2 separate regions of the Homo sapiens genome follow, and region 1 is linked to region 2. A link is a contact called in ENCODE Hi-C or POLR2A ChIA-PET data. All regions are on one chromosome and are shown on one strand. The core of a region is the stretch at or near the end of the contact, and the rest is flanking DNA. Distances in the headings are between cores, read along the strand shown.

Evidence for each region. A loop is a pair of places that touch in the nucleus more often than their neighbours do. ChIA-PET counts read pairs that join two places held with the same protein, here RNA polymerase II (POLR2A). Pooled maps may share reads with other maps.
Region 1: a loop to region 2 is called in a map of MCF 10A, with 5 times the contacts of the local background. The contact joins two enhancer-like sites. A Hi-C loop is called at or near these places in 14 of 168 maps with a recorded cell type or tissue (GM12878, GM18951, GM23248 and 11 more), 1 of 37 single-sample maps with no recorded cell type and 4 of 50 pooled maps. POLR2A ChIA-PET finds 5 or more read pairs at or near these places in 7 of 52 experiments (AG04450, HCT116, WTC11 and 3 more).

The regions. Positions count from the first base shown.
Region 1 is chr11:75,917,828-75,923,747 of GRCh38, reverse strand. All of the region lies in intron 6 of UVRAG (UV radiation resistance associated), which reads right to left. Among named protein-coding and RNA genes, the nearest start is that of UVRAG, 110 kb to the right of the region's middle. Within about 2 kb of position 4,012, at least 3 of the 41 ENCODE cell types and tissues checked have a DNase peak (open chromatin) inside an H3K27ac peak, as active enhancers do; they include GM12878, where a contact is called at or near this core.
Region 2 is chr11:76,151,239-76,157,191 of GRCh38, reverse strand. No RefSeq gene overlaps it. Among named protein-coding and RNA genes, the nearest start is that of WNT11, 52 kb to the left of the region's middle. RefSeq lists enhancers at 3,654-3,713, 4,614-4,703, 4,355-5,235. Within about 2 kb of position 3,736, at least 13 of the 41 ENCODE cell types and tissues checked have a DNase peak (open chromatin) inside an H3K27ac peak, as active enhancers do; they include GM12878, where a contact is called at or near this core.

The DNA.
Region 1 (5,920 bases), core at 2,763-5,262, 230 kb after region 2:
CAAATTCCAAAATAAACCAAGGAGAAGCAGGAAAAAATGGACAGAGCGATGAGTACTAAAGGGATTGAAAGAAGATTTACCCTTATAAAATGCACCTGAACTGGATGATTTACTAGCTAAGTCCTAACCTTCAAAGAACTAAAAACTTTCAAAATTATTTAATCTGTTTCAGATGGTAATGATGATAATGATAGCTGACACATACAATTCAGGCACTGTACTAAGCAGTTCACATTAATACCTTTCATCTTCCCAGCGATCCAGAGACAAATGCTATTATCATCATCATTTTACAGATTAGGATCATAGAATAAGATGGAAAGCTTCACAATTCATTCACAACTCAATTTTATGATTTTGGGAGAGACGGTAATTTATACCTCCCCCCATAACAACAACACAACTGCTAAAAACTAATCTTGCTTATAAGTAATGATCAAAAGAATAACCTATAACTAGTCAGTAATACAACACTGGGAAATCCACATACCTTATTACAATTATAAAGGAAGAAAATATATAATATTAATAAATGTGGAAAGGCATTTCAAAAAATTCAGCAACCAATCCTAACAAAAGCATTAAGTGAATAAAAAGAATTATTTAAAATATTTTCCTTTTTGAGGCGGAGGTTGCAGTGAGTCAAGATCGAGCCATTGCACTCCAGCACGGGCAACAAGAGCAAAACTCCGTCTCAAAAAGAAAAAGAAAAAGAAAAACGAACATATATATATATATATATATGAAAAAATATATGTATATATATTTTTTTCTTATATATATATGTTCGTTTTTCTTTTTTTTTTTTTCCTTTCAGATGTAGTTTCGCTCTTGTCGCCCAGACTGGGGTGCAGTGGTGCAATCTCGGCTCATCACAACCTCCGCTGCCTGGGTTCAAGTGATTCTCCTGCCTCAGGAATTACAGGTGCGTGCCACCACGCCCAGCTAATTTTTGTATTTTTAGTAGAGACGGGGTTTCGCCATGTTGGCCAGGCTGGTCTTGAACTCCTGACCTCAGGTGATCCACCTGCCTAGGCCTTCCAAAGTGCTGGGATTACAGGCATGAGCCACCACGCCCGGCCAATAGTTTTCAAAATTAACAGAAAATATTCTGAACAGCAAACTACTGAACTTTTTCAATTAGAACAAGGAACTGGGATGGTCACAATGCCTATTACTTTTCAACATTATTCTGAAAGTTCCAGAAGGTTTAGCAAATGCAGTAAGTCTAGAAAATCAGTATAAACATTAGAGAAGAAAAGCCTATCCTTTTACTGATGATAATGTGTATGCCAAAAAAGGAGAGCTTTCCTTAAAAAAACAATAGCAATAAAAACAATTAGATATATTACTAAATATAAATAAGATTTTCCTAGAAGTATAGCTTTTCCTTATAATAGCAGTAAGCACACAAGAATGGAATGGAACACCTATTTTATACAAAATACTGTAAAAACTATAACATACTTAAGAACAAATGTAACAGAAAGCCAAATGACCATATAAAGAGAACTACAATCTTGTTGAAGGAATAAAATAAAATATAAACAAATGAAAAGACACCATGTTCTTGGATGGGTATACTAATATAAAATGACATCTTTCCCAAAATAATTGTAAAACTTCAACTGATATAAAAATTTCGATTAAAATTCCAATAAGATTGGTCTTTTAAAGTAGGATAAAATAAGCTTAAAGTTCACATAAAAGAATAAAGTTCTGAGAATAGCCAAAAATAGTATCAAAAAGAAGAGTAGCAACAGGACGTGCCTTACTTGATTTTAGACCACACAAAAAAATCCCCTGTAGTTAAATCAATCTGAAAGTTACAAAATACACAAAAGGATAAGATAAACAAAAAAAGAGCGAATCCAGAAATAGATCCCAGTATATATGCACTTTTAATATATTACAAAAGTATTATTTAAATTCAGTGGGAAAAGAAAGGTGCTGGCACAATGAATTCATCTATGAAGAAATAATTTCTACCTTACAAGATATGGACTATCTATACTAGATATCAGTGTGCAGATGGGTGGATTAAAAGAAAAAAAAAATAAATTGCAATTTGTATTAAATATTTAATTTAAAAAGTAAAATAATATAAATCTCAAAGTTAGCAAAAAATATCTATAGAAGCAAGGTATAGGAGAGTCCTCTTCAACTCAAGAGTGCCCAGAAAATATAAAACAGAAAACAGAATTACACGATACAACAAATATGAACTTTTTGTATAAGGTATCATAAGTCAAGATGTAATTGTCAGATTTGGGAAAAAAATACCAAGTACTCTTAGGAACTTATGAGAAAAATGCAAGCAACTCAATTTTTAAAAACTAGGTAAAGTAAATGAATAGGCAAATTCACAGAAGAATACCCTAAATAGCTAATAAGCTTAAGAAAACATGTTAAATTTCACTTGTAGCTCAAACTAAGTACTTGCACCAGGCTGACAAAAATTGAAGTAATACTGAGGTATCATTTACACTCATCAAATTAGTAAAAATCATAAAAATTGATGATGGCCATTGCCAGCACAGAATCAGGGTAAGGAGTAATGCCATTTATTTTGTGCCCTTTGGGAAAACAACCTGATTATCTCTAACAATTGAAACAATACATACCCTTTGACTCAGAAATCCCACTGCTGGGAATGTAATCCATGGAAACAAAATCATCATAAAAACAAGGTTATATATGTGTATAAATATTTCCTTCAGTAATGTGCATACTGTCAAAACAAACACGCATTAAAAACCAGAGCCAGAGTAAATATTATATTAAATGCCTATCAATAGGGTAGTGGCTGAATAAATATGATATAGCCTCACCACTGACTATTATTAAGCCATTTAAAAAGTGAATTAGAGGAATGTATGCATAGAATATTGAACAAGAAACCCAAGTATGTGTATCAACTCCAATTTTATAAAACAATTTTAATTTTATAAATTAATTCAAACCATATACATAAACCATAAATTATATAGAAAACATATATAAATGTATCTATAAATCATATCTATGACATATAGAGAGACTATGGGAAAAAATACAGATGGATACATATCAGATTGTTAACATGGGTGAAGGGTGACTAGGGGTCATGCGGACCTATGTTCTGTGTTTGGGTGGTTTGCTGGCAGCGGAATGGGGGAAAAGGGCTTAAAGAAGAAGATGAGCCAAAAAGTACAAGGAAAGGGGAAGGAGAAGACTTCACCCTATAATTACTCCCGTATTTTGCTTAAATCCTATTTTTGTAAAACTGTGTGTGTGTGTATATGTGTGTCTTTATGTGTATGTATACATACATAGATATATTTATAGTATATGTAGAGACGGATGAATAAAGAAGAATAAAATGTGCTGCTGCACATAAATACAAATTTTGCTCCACCAAAACTCACATTAAATACCAAAATTAGCCAGGCGTGGTGGCTCACACCTGTAATCCCAGCACTTTGGGAGGCCGGGGCAGGTGGATCACGAGGTCAGGAAATTGAGATCATCCTGGCTAACATGGTGAAACCCCGTCTCTACTAAAAACACAAAAAATTAGCCAGGCGTGGTGGCACGTGCCTGTAGTCCCAGCTACTTGGGAGGCTGAGGCAGAAGAATCGCTTGAACTGGAGAGGCGGAGGTTGCAGCGAGCCAAAATCACACCATTGCACTCCAGGCTGGGCAACAGAGCGAGACTTCGTCCCAAAAAAAAAAAAAAAAAAAAAAAAAAAAAAAAAAACCAAAATTATTTTATTTTAAATTTTGATTGAAAACCTTCCTAAATCTTCTATGTGCCTGCTTTCTTATGAAGGCTCTCATAATTACACTTTTCTATTTTACTGATGATTTGGCACCAACATGGCATAATAGAAAACAGCACGTGCACTGGAGCCTGGCAGACCTTTCTTCAGACCTGCTTCCACACTTAACCAGCCTGTGGCCCAGGCAAATCATCTCACCATTTTAAGACTGCTTCCTCATCTGTTAAATGGAGACAGCATTATTAAAAACTAAGACAGTGCACTCATAATTCTCGTGAGTAACTTGAGTTATGAAATGCAATACAGACATGTGCTTTGGCCAAGTTGGCTAGCTATGTTTTTTTCTTTAGTTGGCCTCTCCTTACAGTGAACTGTTTCTCCTCCTCTCTCTTTTTACATGAAGTAGTGAGACAGGGCTGTTTAAGAATCCAAACAGTGACTACAAAGGTAGGACAGTAGCTAATATGATTTATCACTCAGCTATATTCCAGAATCAAAGAGTATAACAGAGCAAACTATCAGCTTTCGCTTCTTGCTGTCAGTGTGTCTATTTTAACAGTAATCCTCTTAATTCCTCCCCTAACTTACTTAAAATAAGCATACAGAAACTGGGTAAGAGCCTAGTCTCTATTAAGAAAAGAAAGTACACGAGTTTTAGCACATAAACTTTGTAAAGTCTGCTTACAGTTGGGTTCTTAGCTGTATTCTGTATAACTGCAATTACCACTTAGAGTCCATTAGGCAGGGAGGAAAAAAAAAAATCTCTTCCTGCAGCCTAAAAGTTGGTTATCACATCCATAGTTTAAAGATGATAAACAAAGTTATACCTTATACTTCTCATCCCATCTCTTCTCTAAACACTATGCTATTGATAATTTATTGGTTGTGAGCATTTTCCTGTTAAAATTGGAATTTTATAGTTGACAGTACTTTCTAGCAAAGTGCGGGGAGGGGAATTTGCTTCTAGAGAGCCAAATAAAGGTCTTCCCAAAACACTTATAGAAAGAGTTGGATTGAAAGTCACAAAATCCTGAAAATCTCACCACATGTTGTGTGGAGAGCAGGGGCTGAAAGAAAGCAACAGCTGAAGGCTCACAGACCTGATTGCATTTTCATCACCTTTTAAATATTAGCCTAGAAATTTTTTGCAACTCTCATTTTACCAGATGGAAACCATTAGGAAAAACAAAACTTTAGTCCTCTAGTAACCTGAACAATAGTTCAATTTGATCAATAGAAATGGCATTTATTATCTGTTTAACATATATATGATACACACTGCGATAGGGCTAATACAAAGACTAATAAAACAAGGATTCTTGCCTAAAGGTGCTCTCAGTTTGGGGGTGTTGAGATGAGTGGAGGGAAAATCAGACAATGAAGAACTATTTATAACACAGTAAGCACTCCATAAATGATAGTTATTGATTATACAAGTAGGGAGTGGGAGGACTTTGAAATAAAGACCTTGGTCCCTAAGGGCATGTATTGCTAAATGTCCCTTGAATATCACACTAAGAAGTGTGAACTTTCTCCTGTACATGATATATCAAAGCTTTCTAAGCCCAGCGAGTAAGAAAATTCATGTATCTTTTTTTTTTTTTTTTCTGAGACGGAGTCTCGCTCTGTTGCTCAGACTGGAGAGCAGCGGCGCGATCTCGGCTCACTGCAAGCTCTGCTCCTGGGTTCACGCCATTCTCCTGCCTTAGCCTCTGGAGTAGCTGGGACTACAGGCGCCCGCTACCATGCCTGGCTATTTTTTTTTTTTTTTTTTTTGTATTTTTAGTAGAGAAGGGGTTTCACTGTGTTAGCCAGGATGGTCTCGATCTCCTGACCTCATGATCTGCCCGTCTCGGCCTCCCAAAGTGCTGGGATTACAGGCGTGAGCCACCACACCCAGCCCACGTATCTTTTAAAAGATCACTCCAGCAGCAGTGTAAAAGATTGTAAGGATTTAAGATACACTGGTTTATATGATAGCCTCTGGAGCTAGACTGCCTGGGTTTGAATACAAATTCTAACACTAGTTTGTGTGACCTTGGTGAAGTTACTTAACTGCTTTGTGCCTTAATTTCTTCATCTAGGAGATAAGGAAATAGTCTAGGAAAATACAGATTAAAAACAAAGAAGGGTCGACAGATGAGACATCTTGCCAAAGA
Region 2 (5,953 bases), core at 2,487-4,986:
CGCAGGGAGGGGAGTTTGCCTGGTTGGACCCTCTGCAGCCTTCCTGCTCCAAGGTGCTCAGCCTCTGCTGGCTTCCCTCTCCACACCCCACGGATGAGGTGCTCACCCCCTCTCCGGGGAGTCCCTTGCACCCTGTCCAGCCAGAGCCGTAAGAAGCCTTGCGTGGAGGGAGCATCTGCCTCTGGGTGGCCTCTGCCCACAGGTCTGGGGTCTACCCTTGGATCAAGCAGGACAAACTCAGCCTCCCTTTCAGCATCTAGAAAACCCCTGCTCCCACTCGTCCTTCACAGCCCAGGCCAAACATCATTGCCCTTTGAGGTTTTCCCTGCTCCCATCTCACTTCCAAAGTTCAGGAGCTCCCACATGGGGCAGTGCAGTCAGCCATTTTTCTCTAATCTATTCTCCCTATCTATTTTCAGACCAGATAATTTCTGTTAATCTGTCTTCAGGGTCAGGTAGTCTTTTTTCTGCCATCTCCAATCTATTGTCTAGCCTAGCCAGTGAATTTTCCATTTCAATTATACATCAAGTATGTGTGTGTGCATTTATATTTCTCTGTTGAGAATCCCTTTCTTTTCACTCATTAAGACCACTTTTTTGGCCAGGTGCAGTGGCTCATGCCTGTAATCCCAGCACTCTGAGAGGCCAAGGTGGGTGGATCACTTGAGATCAGGAGTTCGAGACCAATCTGGCCAACATGGTGAAACCCCGTCTCTACTAAAAATATAAAAATTAGCTGGGTGTGGTGGTGGGCACCTGTCGTCTTAGCTACTCGGGAGGCTGAGGTGAGAGAATCACTTGAATCTGGGAGGCGGAGGTTGCAGTGAGCTGAGATCGCACCACCACACTCCAACCTGGGTGACAGAGTAAGACTCCAACTCAAAAAAAAAAAAAAAAAAGCCACTGTTTCCGAAGTCTTTGCTAAATCCAACATGCCAACATGCATGCCACTGAGTCAGTTGCTGTTGTTTGCCTTTTTTGTTTTCCTGAGTGTAAGTCACATTTTCCTGTTTTGGTGCAGCTTGGAAACTGGGTTTTTTTCGTGCTCCTCTGATGATTGCTGTATTTATTCTGCTGGGGGGTCGTTTGCCTGTTTCAGCCGCACATTCTGTCTCCTCCACAGTGCCGAGCAGCAGAAACCTCTGCTCCGCTCCCACAGCTCCCACTCATGGCTTTTCTCAGTGTGGCTCCCAGGGGTCCCCTGCAGCTATCACTGGGCAGTCATCCAAGGATTGGGAAGTTTACATTCAGATTTTGGTGCTCACTTTTCGATGGTTCCCTTGCTTCTGTGGATTTTCCCCTAAATTTTCAGCTGCTCTACCAGGCTTGGACTCTGTTCTCTGATACCTCAAGGCAGTAAGACTTTTCACTTTCTGCTGGCTGCGCTGTATACAGGTTGGGAAATTCACTCACTGTTCAAAAAGCAGGACACTCACATATTTTACCCAGTCCAGAGCTGCTCTGTCTTTCGAGGGTAACTTATCTCCAGTTCCTGCCTGTTTTTTTTCACCAGGCCCTCTAGCATTGGAATATTTGGACAGAATCTGTGCTCGGGTTTCGGGCCTGAGGCCTCCTGCAGTTATCTCACTGCCAGGATGTCCCCTTTGATGCTCCAGCTGCCCTTACAGTTCTGAACTCTACTCTCTACCACCTGCTCCAGCCTCGGGGGTGTGAGAGTGCTGCCATGATTCTTACCTCTTCTCTTTGCCATTTTTCAAGAGTAAACTTTTTTTCCGGCTTTTGTCTTTCTAAGACACTTTCCAGGGGCTTTACATACTTTTTTTTTTTTTTAATACTTTGTCTAGATTCCATAATTGCTATCTGCAGGACAATTCATGCAGCCACGTCATACCACTGCCATTACAGGAAGTTTCTCCCACTGCACTCTTTTGAAAACCTAGGCTGGCCACAGGCGGTGGCTCACACCTGCAATTCCAACACTTTTGGAGGTTGAGGCAAGTGGATCACTTGAAGTCAGGAGTTTGAGACCAGTCTGGCCAACATGGTGAAACCCCGTCTCTACTAAAAATACAAAAATTAGCTGGGTGTGGTGGCACGTGCCCTGTAATCCCAGCTACTGGGGAGGCTGAGGCAGGAGAATCACTTGAACCTGGGAGGCGGAGGTTGCAGTGAGCTGAGATGGTGCCACTGCACTCCAGCCTGGGCGACGAAGCAACACTCCGTCTCAAAAAAAAAAAAAGAAAAGAAAACCTATGCTAGAGCATGTCACTCTCCATGCTGACAGCCCTTCCAAAGTTTCCCATTGCACTGAAGATCAAGTAAAAATTCCCTAGTGAGGCCTACAACACCATACAATAAATAATGTAGGGATTATTTCAAGGTTAAAAATTCCTGTAGAGACCCCCTAAGGTTGAAACCTGATTTTTCTTTGTAATATCGCCTAAAGAAGTCTGTGCCAAGGTGGGATCTTTTCCTTCTCCCCCTCTTTCCTGAAGCCTGGCACACACTGAACCCAGAAGTCAGAGGGGGCATTTGGGAATGCAGCCGTGGTGGAGTGAGAGACAGAAACACTTTGGGCACAGTGAGGCCAGGAGGGACCCCACTTGGCGCTGCAAATGGTCAGAGTCTGTCTGGTGGATGCGCTGCCAACAGGAGCCACAGCCCCTTCCACAGCCTGGACCCTCCAGGGGCTGAAGAAAAGAAAAGAAAAGGTTGAACTCAAAGAGGGAGGGAAACCCAGGGGTTAAAGGCATCAGGGGAAATAGTTCAGGGGCCAGAGAGTCTAGAGGAGAGGGCCTAGCCACAAAGGGCACCCAAGGATCTAGAAGGAAGACCCAGGTTGGGGACGGGTGAAGCCAGCCCTCCCAGGGCTTCCCACCTCCTCTCATAGGGTGGGCAGCTATGGCACAACCCTGAAATAAAGACTGTTTCCATGTCCTCCTGGGTCCTGTTTTTTCCGGGTGGTGTGGAGGACGGATGATGAATTGCAAGGAAGAATTATTATAGACTGTTCCATTCTTCCATTTTCACTCTCGAGAACATTTTACAAACTAAAAACTAAATATAAACTAAGGTCTATAGCTCTCCCACAACCATTAAACCAAAACAAGTTTACAAATTAAAACCACACAAAACTACTAAGCCAATTAAATTCATATTAGCAATATTAACGTGGTGGATGATATTTTGCTGAAACTAAATCACTGTCTATCCTGTGACCCTGGCAATCCTGCCACATGCCACACTGCCAGTTCCTCAGCCTTTAACATGCCCACACTACAGGTCAATGACAACTTATTTCTCTCCCTCCGAATCTCTAGGGCTCCTTTGTCTGGGCTGCAGGCCCCAACATCCCTGGGACTTCACTCAGCAGGAATGCTTCGTGCGTCCAGTCGCCTGCTCTGTCCCTGCTCTGTGGCAGTGAGAGCAGCAGCCGAGGCTGGGGTGTTAGTCATTCCTTTGACTCCTTCACCAATTCCCCCATTTACTGCCTCCAGGGCAGAGTGGATACAGCCCAGAACGATAAAGGGAGTTGAAATGCTGCCTGTCTGGAAAGCCAAGCTTTCCCCACAAGGCCAGGCTTTGTTGAGCAAGGAGAGGATGTGTGACTTCTGACCAGACAGAGCCTGGAGGACTTTGAATGTACAACCATCAAAACAAGCAAACAAACAAAAGCCATAGAGGAGAGAAAAATACACGCTGGTGATGATGTAGGAGTCTTCTCACCTTTGAAAGAGGAAGTGAAGGTGTGAACAGCTGCAGTGGGGGCTATTTGGAAGGCAGGAAGCCCAAAGTCAAAAGATTCGTGGAGCTGGAGAGAAGCACTTCCTCTCCGGTCCCTGTCCCCTTCTGGGTTCTAAATGGGAAACAGGGACCTGACTGCCCAAGGCCTGCCAGGAAGAGCCAGGCAAGCCTTCATAGAAGTCCTCCGTGTTCCTCAGGGTGCAGGACAGCCAACCAGCAGAGTAGAGAAGTCCATGCAGGTGGCCTGATCTCAGCAGTGAGGGAAAGTGGGCTAGGTGGCTGAGCCCCAAGGGAGCCGAGTGGGCCTTGCCCTGGGGCACAGGGTCCCAGGGTGAGAACCAAGGAAGGGCCTCTGCAGTGGGGCCGGCCCCTGACACCCAGATGAGCCACACCACGGGCAGGTCAGGAGACACTTGCCTGAAGCCTGGTCCCTGGGGCCAGAAGGGGTGAGGTCAGGAAATTTGGGGAATTTGAGCATTTACCCCCTAGGGGATAATCTTTAACTAGAGATGAATGAGTTGCCTTGAAGTGGTCAGATAAGCGTTTTGCTGCCAGCGGCCAAAACAGGTTCGGGTGAGGACAGTTACGGGGAAATAAAGTGATATTTCTGCACATTAGGGTTGTGGCTGTAAATTACACCCCATCACATGCGGTGGCTTCCTTGTGCCAGCAGGATGGGCCGGGACTAAAGCTGAGTCTATGGAGGCAGCCAGAGGGGTCAGGATGCACTTTGAAAAAAAAAAAAAAAATCACCAGGCAGTTTTGGGCGTTTGGGAGGGGGTGAAGTAGTGAAAAAAAAAATCATCAACGCTGAAATACAAAATACAATCATCAGGAAACACCCTGGGTAGGAGGGGCGCCGTCTGTAGATCCCTTGAGGAACTCGGACCACCGCCCGCGCCTCCTCCGCGCGGTGGCCCATCGCCCAGCTCCAGCCTCTGAATCCTTCACAGGAGCCGTGCTCTTCTCTACTCCAAGCCCCTGCACAGGCTCTTCGCTCGGCCTGGCATGGGCTGTGTCTGGGTTCAGGTCTCAGTTTACAGCTCACTTACCCGAGGCTTGCCTGAGATCTTTCCTGGTCGCCCGTGGTTTCCCCAAAGCGCCACTCCATGGCTGTTCAGCCAGTGCCGACCGACAGGGGGAGCCCAGTCAACGTGAGAGGCAGGAAGGAATGGCGGGAACGGGGCCCGCAGGGCTGAGGTCAGGCAGAGACGTGACTCAAAGGTCCTGATTTCAAGTCCTAGCTCTGTCACTTTTTAGCTCTGTGAACTTAGCCAAGACTAACTTCTCCGGGTCCCAACTGCTTCCTCTGTAAAATGGACACTCAACACACCAAGACGAATCTATCCAGTTTTCCTGAGCACAAGCTGTGCCTTAAAATCCCGCGCCTGCCCCGTGGGAGCTCATGGGCTACTGAAGGTGACAGATAGGGAAACATACACGTAGGGACATGTAGGAAGGGCTGTGCTGGAAGCACACACAGGTAGTGGGGGAACACAAAGGAGGGAGAGTGGGTGGGTGGAGAGTGGGGAAGACGTCAGAGAGGACTTCAAAGAGGAGAAGAGGGTAGCTGAGCTCTGGCATACAGGTGGACAGAGGTTTGCTGTGGGTTAGGGGGGAAGATTCTAGGCAGAGACATCATGGCGGCAAAGGCCCCAGGGCTGCAGGAGCAGGGCGTTCTGGGAATGGCAAGTGCATCCACCTGGCTGGAGGGCAGGGTGTGTGCCACAAGGCACAGCGGACTCCAGTCACCTGTCATCCATCATCCATAGCCAATCTTGTTTCCTCCACACCCCATTCACACCCTATCCCCAATCCCAGACAGATGCATCTCATCTGTAAATATTTCTCTATGCATCTAAGCAACAAAGACTTAAAAAACCAAAACCACAATGCTATTATCACACCTAAACAAATAACAAGTCCTTCATATCATATTTAGTCAGTGCTTCCATTTTGATTGTCCCTTAATTTCTTTTTTTCAGTTTGTTTAGTTTACAGGAACCAAGCACGGTTCATAATGGGATTGATTTATATGTCTCTTGAGTCTCTTGTTAATAGGTTTTCCCTTCTTCTATGTATTTTTTCTTTCAATATATTTATTGGAGAAACCAGGTGGCTCGTCCTGCGGGGTTTCCAACCGTCTGGATTTTTCTGATTGCATTTTCCTGGTGTTAAAGGCTCATCTGCCCTTTGAATTTCCCATAAACTGGTAGTTAGATCCAGAGCAGTACCACCCAATAGTAAA